Linked DNA regions of Homo sapiens: region 2 is linked to region 1. Evidence: read pairs that join two places in POLR2A ChIA-PET (ENCODE). Cell type or tissue: A673. All regions are shown on one strand.

The links. Peaks named below come from ENCODE experiments on the same cell type or tissue, not always from the same donor. Only the 100,000 strongest peaks of a DNase experiment are listed, where the experiment ranks them.
Region 2: POLR2A ChIA-PET joins it to region 1 with 5 read pairs; 2 of 35 experiments call an interaction of 5 or more read pairs at or near these places.

The regions. Positions count from the first base shown.
Region 1 is chr22:48,579,730-48,583,729 of GRCh38, forward strand. The region is part of intron 1 of TAFA5 (TAFA chemokine like family member 5); the gene reads left to right. The region is part of intron 1 of LOC124900480 (a long non-coding RNA gene); the gene reads left to right. Among named protein-coding and RNA genes, the nearest start is that of TAFA5, 92 kb to the left of the region's middle. In A673, no CTCF peak of the experiment used is centred here; DNase peaks (open chromatin) are centred at 912 and 2,202; H3K4me3 peaks cover 2,150 bases; H3K27ac peaks cover 2,555 bases.
Region 2 is chr22:48,870,722-48,874,721 of GRCh38, forward strand. All of the region lies in intron 1 of LINC01310 (long intergenic non-protein coding RNA 1310), which reads left to right. Among named protein-coding and RNA genes, the nearest start is that of LINC01310, 6.0 kb to the left of the region's middle. RefSeq lists an enhancer at 1,262-1,762. In A673, a CTCF peak has its summit at 112; DNase peaks (open chromatin) are centred at 610, 1,760, 2,080, 2,440 and 2 weaker places; H3K4me3 peaks cover 328 bases; H3K27ac peaks cover 3,922 bases.

The DNA.
Region 1 (4,000 bases):
GTGTGGAAGCTTAATGTAAACAGAAGGATAGGAAAATACTTCAAAGAGGAAGGAATGCGGCAAGCCTGGGCCACCCAGGCAGGCCACAGCGGCAGAGAGGTTTCTGGGCTTTGGCACCCAAAGGGACATGAGAAAGCCGGGAAATCATTCGGCCCGATCCTTTCTGAATGGGAGGGAGAACCCAGTGCCTCTTTCCTTTAAATGTGGGTTTGAGGTTCAACTCTATCTCGGTAAATCCTTTTGGTGGCAGGGGAGTGCATTCGACGGCTTGAACGTGCTGTGCAAAAGCCTCTTTTGCAGGTTAATATTGAGAACTTTGCGTCCAGCGGCCGCGGCACGGTGTACCCGGGCCTCGATTCCAGAAGCGCTTTCAGAACCGCTGTGGCGTGCCTGTCTTTGAGCAGCTGCTCGGAGGGCAGACTGTTGATTGAGTCAACGGATTCAACTTCCATTGATTTAGTTAGCTGGCTCTTTCGGAAATGAGGCGTCCTCCTGCAAACCCATGTGGCCCGTAACAAGGGGCATGCTCAGCTCCGTGAAGGCAATTGATGGTGTATGAATGGTTATGGCTCCGCGCAGTCATCATTAATTGATGCTGTCTTTACAAGATTAGCAGCCAATGCAGAGTGTTCGTCTATCTGTTAGATGGATCAGTTTATTTTTTAAGAAATGGATAGAGAACTTCTTAGGAGACACAGCACAGTTCCCGGCCCTAAGACTCCATCAAAAATATTTGCTGAATGCGTACAGCCATTCTGTCCCAGAGGCATAGAGCTAGGGCTGTGGATGGTCCATGATGGGTTGGGTGAGGGCTTGGTAGATGCCCTTGAGGTTTCCCAGAGCAGCAAGGCTGTTCTTGGTGAGGGCTCGAGGCTGCACCGGGCTCCATTCTGAGTGTCTAACGGTGGAGGAGGAACTCACTGCACGCGGTGTGTGTGGAAGGAGGAGGGAGTTCGGCAGCTCTGTGTTCTCAATGCTTACGGCCAGCTGTGCCTGCACCCCTGCACCCAGTCTTGGCATGGGGCTGCCCCGGCCGCCAGGCTCCGAGCTTGGAGCTGGCTGCTCATTTCTCCCTGAGTCTCAGACTGCGTGTGGAGGGGTGCTGGGCTTTGTCTAGGGGCCCCAGGGGCTTCCCTAGCCCACTTCCTGGGTGCATTGTTTTTATGGCCCTGATGAGGTGTGCAGGCAGACAGAGCGCAGGGGCATCGCAGTGCCAGCCCCACATGGCAGGTGTCCCTCAGCCTGCCTCTCCCTGACCCTCCAGCAGACGCTGTTTGCAAGGCCAGGTAGGTGTGAATGGCTGCTGGGAGGGGTGGAAATGAAAAGGCGTTAAAAATAACCAACTCTTTTATCATCATTTACTATCATTTCTTGTGTGACACAGAATCTAAATAAAACCCACACTCACCGTAATGGGATTCTCATCTGCTGTGTCTCTGACAACTGTAAAAGTTAGAATATAAAAGGACTGGAAATGGAGGTGACTTCCAGACACAAGGTGGCTCATCACAGCCTTGCTGGGCACAGGAGTCCCAGCCTCCCAGGCCTCCCTGCAAGGGCCGAGCCAGTCCCTGCCGAGGGCCAGGCTGGCAGTGGACGGACGGGGCCAGCTGGGGGTCCCTCCCACTGCACACTCGGGAGGATTGGATTGCGGCTGATCTTGCCGCCGGCATCTGTGGAAACTCATCAGTCTCCCATGTTGCTGCCGTGCTGAGCACAGTGCGAGAAAGCCGTGCGGAGAATGGTTTTATTCCCCACTCGGTGGTCTGGAGGTGGGTGGTTTTTGCCCGTCTCTGGGCGCGCGGAGCTGTAGGAGAGGGGCCACTGGCGAGGCCGTGTCCGTGCTCAGTAGAGTGCTGGCTGCAGACACAGCCCAAGAGCCCCTGGGCCTGGAGAAGGCCGGGTTCGGGGGCAACCTTCTTGGAAGGGTTCACTGCTGACATGTTCATGTGTGTGCATATGTGTGTGTGTACACGTGCCTGCTTATGCATAACTAAATGCTCATAGGTGTTCATATCATTGTGTGTGATCTTCTTAAACATAAACTACAGGATCATGCATTATAAACCTCATTTAAAATACAGCCCCTTCGTTAGGGAGCAGCGCACGCAGGCAGTGGTGTTCCTGTGTTCCTGGAGAGGGGAGGGAGGCATCCTCACCTTATTTACGCAGAGACACATAGTTTTGTGGCTGCACTGCGATCTGAGCAGACAGAAAACATGGAGCGAAGCACGCAGCTGTGGGTCTGCGTGGAACATGGGACTGTTCGCTCACACACGCACCCAGTGAGTGGACAGGGCTCCTTTGAGACCAACCATGGGACCCGGTAGCCTTTGTACTGTGGGAGCCCTGACCTGCCTGTCGGGGCAGGCGGCCCTTTCCTCGTTCTCCTTTTACCTGGGCTCTGTGTGTGAGCCCACCTCTCCCAGAGACACGCACTGCGGTGCCCCCCAACAGAGACACACCACACACTACACGATGCACACACCCACACCACACAAAAAACACAACGCATACCATACACCCCACATACTGCACACACTACACACCATATGCTGCACACCACATACACACCCCACACGCAAAATACACCACATACCACACACAAAATACACCACACACAAAATACACCACGTACCACACACAAAATACACCACATACCACACACAAAATACACCACACACAAAATACACCACATACCACACACAAAATACACCACATACCACACACAAAATACACCACACACAAAATACACCACACACCACACACAAAATACACTACACACAAAATACACCACACACAAAATACACCACATACCACACACAAAATACACCACACACAAAATACGCCACATACCACACACAAAATACACCACACGCCACACACAAAATACACCACACACCACACACAAAATATACCACACACACCACACACAAAATACACCACACACGAAATACACCACACACCACACACAAAATACACCACACACTACACTCAAAATACACCACACACAAAATACAGTACACACCACACACAAAATACACCACACACACCACACACAAAATACACCACACATGAAATACACCACACACCACACACAATAAACCACACACAAAATACACCACACACACCACACGCAAAATACACCACACACACTGCACACAAAGTACACCACACACAAAATACACCACACACGCCACACACGAAATACACCACATGCCACACACACACCACACACCACACACAAAATACACCACACACAAAATAAACCACACACAAAATACACCACACACCACATGCAAAATACACCACACACACCGCACACAAAGTACACCACACACAAAATACACCACACACCCCACACACAAAATACACCACACGCCACACACACATCACACGCCACACACACACCACACACCACACACAAAATATACCACACACCACACACACAGTGCACTCCAAACACAAAATATACACATACCACACACCACATACAAAATACACCACACACCGCACACACACCACACACTATACACACACCACACACCACACACAAAATACACCACACACCACACACACACCACACACTATACACAAAATACGCACACCAGTGCACACCAAACACAAAATATACACATACCACACACCACATACAAAATACACCACACACCACACACAAAATACGCCACACACACACCACACACACAGTACCCACCGCACACAAAATATACACATACCACACACCACATACAAAATACACCACACACCACACAGTGCAACCAAACACAAAATATACACATACCACACACCACATACAAAATACACCACACACACCACACATCACGCACACACACCACACACCAAATATACACACACCACACCCCACACACGAAATACACCATACACAAACCACACACAAAATACACCACACACCACACACATGCCTCACATCACACACAAAATATACACACGCCACATCCCACACACACCACACACAAAA
Region 2 (4,000 bases), 290 kb after region 1:
CAGGGGCTGGGACTCTAGGCTGAGGCACCTGAGGCAGGCCCTGAAGGTCGGCTCCTCCTCGCCTGAGCAGCTGGAGCCACCAAGCGGCACATTTTCCTTCAGGGGAAATTTGCCAATGTGTTTTGAATGACCGTCCAAAATGTGCGCCCAGAAGCCAGTTGACATAATGAAAACGCTCTTTTGTTGGAAGTCATTTTTCCATGCAGGTATGCATATAAAATCGAATGTGTACTTGAGATGGAAAAACAGATGGTTTAACTGTCTCTAATATTGTAGAGGGGTCACCTATTACCATCATTTCAGCCAAAATTTCCATCATAATGGCGTGCCCCCGGAATCAGGGGGCCGTGGCACCTCCACATCGCCCGTGTGTCTGCATGATCTTCCTCCAGCAGCAGCGGGAGCACACACCCTGTGCCGGGGGCTTCCTGCTGGTGTGGATTAAACGGCTCTCAAGGGTCCATGCACTGGTGTTGTTTTGTCAAGATGTGGCTTTTATTTTTAAAGATGCAGTCTCACCCTGGGTTCTTAGTGTGAGGGGGCGAGCTGGTGCCCTCCCGGGGCCGAGCCAGTCTGCAGCCCCCAGCTGTCTCTCTAGGGACCTGAGATCCATCTGGGGGTGTCCTATTCTGAGCAGCGTGCGAGCTTCTCCCTGGCAGCACATCCTCTGGCTCTGCAGCTGGGAGCAGGGCTCCAGGGAAGCACGAGGTGCTCAGAAGGGAGGGCCAGGTTGAACACTGGAGTCTGAGGAGTGATGGAGGTGGTGAACTGATGCCCGCCCCGCTGTTCATTTTCTTATTTGGCACACATTTACCAAAACTCTAAGAGGTGGCCATCCCCCTGCCTCCCCATCTGGGCATCCACCCCAACACCCCAGGAAGCAGCTCTGGTCTGGTTCCCCGCTGGGTCTCTACACACCCCCAGCCAGCCTCCCCACTGCGAGTCCTGTCCCTCTTGGGCTCCTGTGAGGCCGAGTCCTCCTGTCCCCCACCCACCACCCTGCTGCCCCTCCCAGCTTCCTCCCTGGATGCTACTGGGAAGGCCAGAGTTCACCCTCCTCTGCCTCTCTGGCCCTACGTGGCTTCCTCACCCCTGTATGTGCACATGCACCTGCTCCCTGGGGGCCTCAGGCTCTTCCTGGTCTGAAGAGCCCTGGAGGTCCCCACAGCAGAAACATAACACACAACAAAGGCTCCAAAGCCACAGCTTCAGCCTCTATAGAGCTCAGGACCTGATAAAGTCCAGGAGGCTAGGCTGGTCCGGCCCCTCCCCTGGCTCCGAGAAGCAGCCGCGGGGCTTCTGTGGTCTCGTCCCTGGCTTTGCCCAGGTCCACCTTGTTCGTCTCACTGAGGAACATGGCTGTTCTTGTAGGGCACTGGGGAAATTAACATGAGCCTCCAGGCATCTGAGACAGTGTGTGCCACCACGGCCATGGGGCACAAGTCAGGCCCCTGTCCCTCCTGCCTCCCCATGACAGGGACACCTGGAGCTCAGTCCCAGGTGCTCTGAGATCTGGAACCTAATGCTCCACCCCCATCACTTCCTCCCTCCTGCCTTCCATGGCAGGGATACCCAGAGCTCAGTCCTGGGTGCTCTGAGATCTGGAACCTGATGCTCCATCCCCATCCCCCCCATCGCTTCCTCCTCCAGCAACGCAGGGTAAACATTCCCTGAGCCCCTTCACTGATGGAGCCCTAGAGACCCTCCCCGCAAAGGGCTCACATCCAGAGCAGGGCAAAAGCCAGGTTCATCCAGCGGGGAGGAAGGGGGAAGGGAAACACCAGGTGGGCAGTAGACAGAGCAGCCTCCAGCCCAGCGGGTTTAGCATGTGCTTCCTACCCAAATATACACGTGATAATTTACTTATTTCTTGTTTGTCTTGCTTGTCTTCTGCTAGAATATTAGCTCAATGAAGGTAGGGATTTCCTTCCTTCCTTCCTTCCTTCCTTCCTTCCTTCCTTCCTTCCTTCCTTCCTTCCTTCCTTCCTTCTATTACATTCCAAGCATCTTGTACAGTGCCTGGCATATGATGTGTTTTCAAGACTTAAGCAAATGAATGAATCGACACACGTGTTGGTCAGTTGCCAAAGGCTTCTTCTCTCTCCGCTGAATCAGGCATCCCACTATCAGTGCGCAGGACCTGCTTCCAAATGTGTGCCTTTTCCGTGAGATTTCCAGACTCATGCTCAGGAACCTCTGGGTGTCCTGCAAAGTGAGGCTGCTACAGCAGGGGCTGACGGCCGGGACACCTTCCCTGGGGCGGCTGCTGGCCATCCTGTCTGATGGGCCAGATGTCTCCACCTGCTTGGATTCAGAAATCCCCCCGACTCCAAAACGAACCTTTAAGTGTGGCGCAACTTTCGGAATGAGCAAGCGTCAAACCCAGCAGCTGCCTCTTCTTGGGGACCACGGCCCGGTGGCTGAGGAGCTGCAAGTGCTGTCCCTGAGACTCTGTCATGCCTGAGGCTGCCCTTGCTCCCACGGACTGCATGGGAATTATCATCGCTGCCACATGTCACAGAAATTTTTCTGTGAAATGCAAATCGCATTAATTTCCCCATTCCCTAATCCAGAACATTGAATTTTATGCTAATAATGCCAGCAGAATCTCATATGAAAACCAGAGAGGAATCACTGGGTCCTTCCCTTCCCCAGGGACTGTCTCAGCTTTGGAAATGTCACATGCACAAAGAGAGGGGCTGTTCCCCAAACAGGCCATTATCACAGCTACATAGTGAAGGGAGTGCTTTTCCTTTTAAAATCATTGTATTGAGACATGATATCAATACAATAAATGCAATTCTTTTCAGTACAGTGTAATGAGTATTGACTATTTTATACCTATGCAACCATCAACCTCCAATTTGTTCTTTTTCAAAATTATTCTCATTATTCTAGATCCTTTGCGTTGTCCTATAAATGTTAGAATCACTTACATATTTCTATTTAGAAAAAAAAATCCTGCTGGGATTTGTATTGGGATGGCATTGATTGTATAAGTCTTGTCGGGCAGAATTGTTGTGCTAAAAATATTGTTTCTTCTACTTCACGAATTTCCTCTATCATTCCATTTATTTAGGGCTTTCGTTTCATATTTTTCTTAGTAGTATTTTATGATTCTAAGTATACAGATCTTACACTATTTCAAAAAATTATCCCTAAGTATTTCATGCTTTTTTCATGCTACTGTAAATATTGATAATTAAATTTCCCATTGGTTCATTGTTAGTATTTAGAAATACAGTTACCTTTGTGGTCTTGCTGAGATCATTCAGATTCCGTAGGATATTCTGCTCATGTCACCTTCACATAAAAATGTTATTCCTTCTTCAATCTGCATTTTCAGGTTTGTTTCTGTCAGTGAATAATGAATATTGTCAGATGCCTGTGTCGAATTTATTGACTTTCTTCTATATTCTGTTAATATAGGGTGTTACATTGATCAATTTTCTAAATCCACCTGACATTCCTGGGAATGAATATACACACGTGCACACACAGATATACACAGACATGTATATATATATATATATATATATATATATATATATATATATATATGTATAGGCATGTGTCTATGTCTTTGTATACATATGTATCTAGATTCAATTTGCTAATAATTTATAAACATTGGCATCTATATTCATGATATTTTTAAAAGTTAACGTTGTGTGATTTTCCCCTCATCATAATCGTGGTGATGCTGGACACATAGAATAAGATGGAAGGTTTTTCTTTTCTGTTTTCTGGAAGAGCTCACTTGGGACTGGTGCTGTTTCTTCCTTAGTGTTTGACAGAATCCATCACTGAATGCATCCAGGTCTGGAGTTTTCTTTGAGGAGAGACTATAAATTATGCATTTAATGACTATTCAGATTTGGTACTCCTTTCTTCAATATTGATAATTTGTGCCTTTCAAGGATGATTTTCATTTTGTCTATGTTGTCCAATTTATTGCATAAATTTACTCATGTTTCTTTTCATCCTTTGAATTTATACT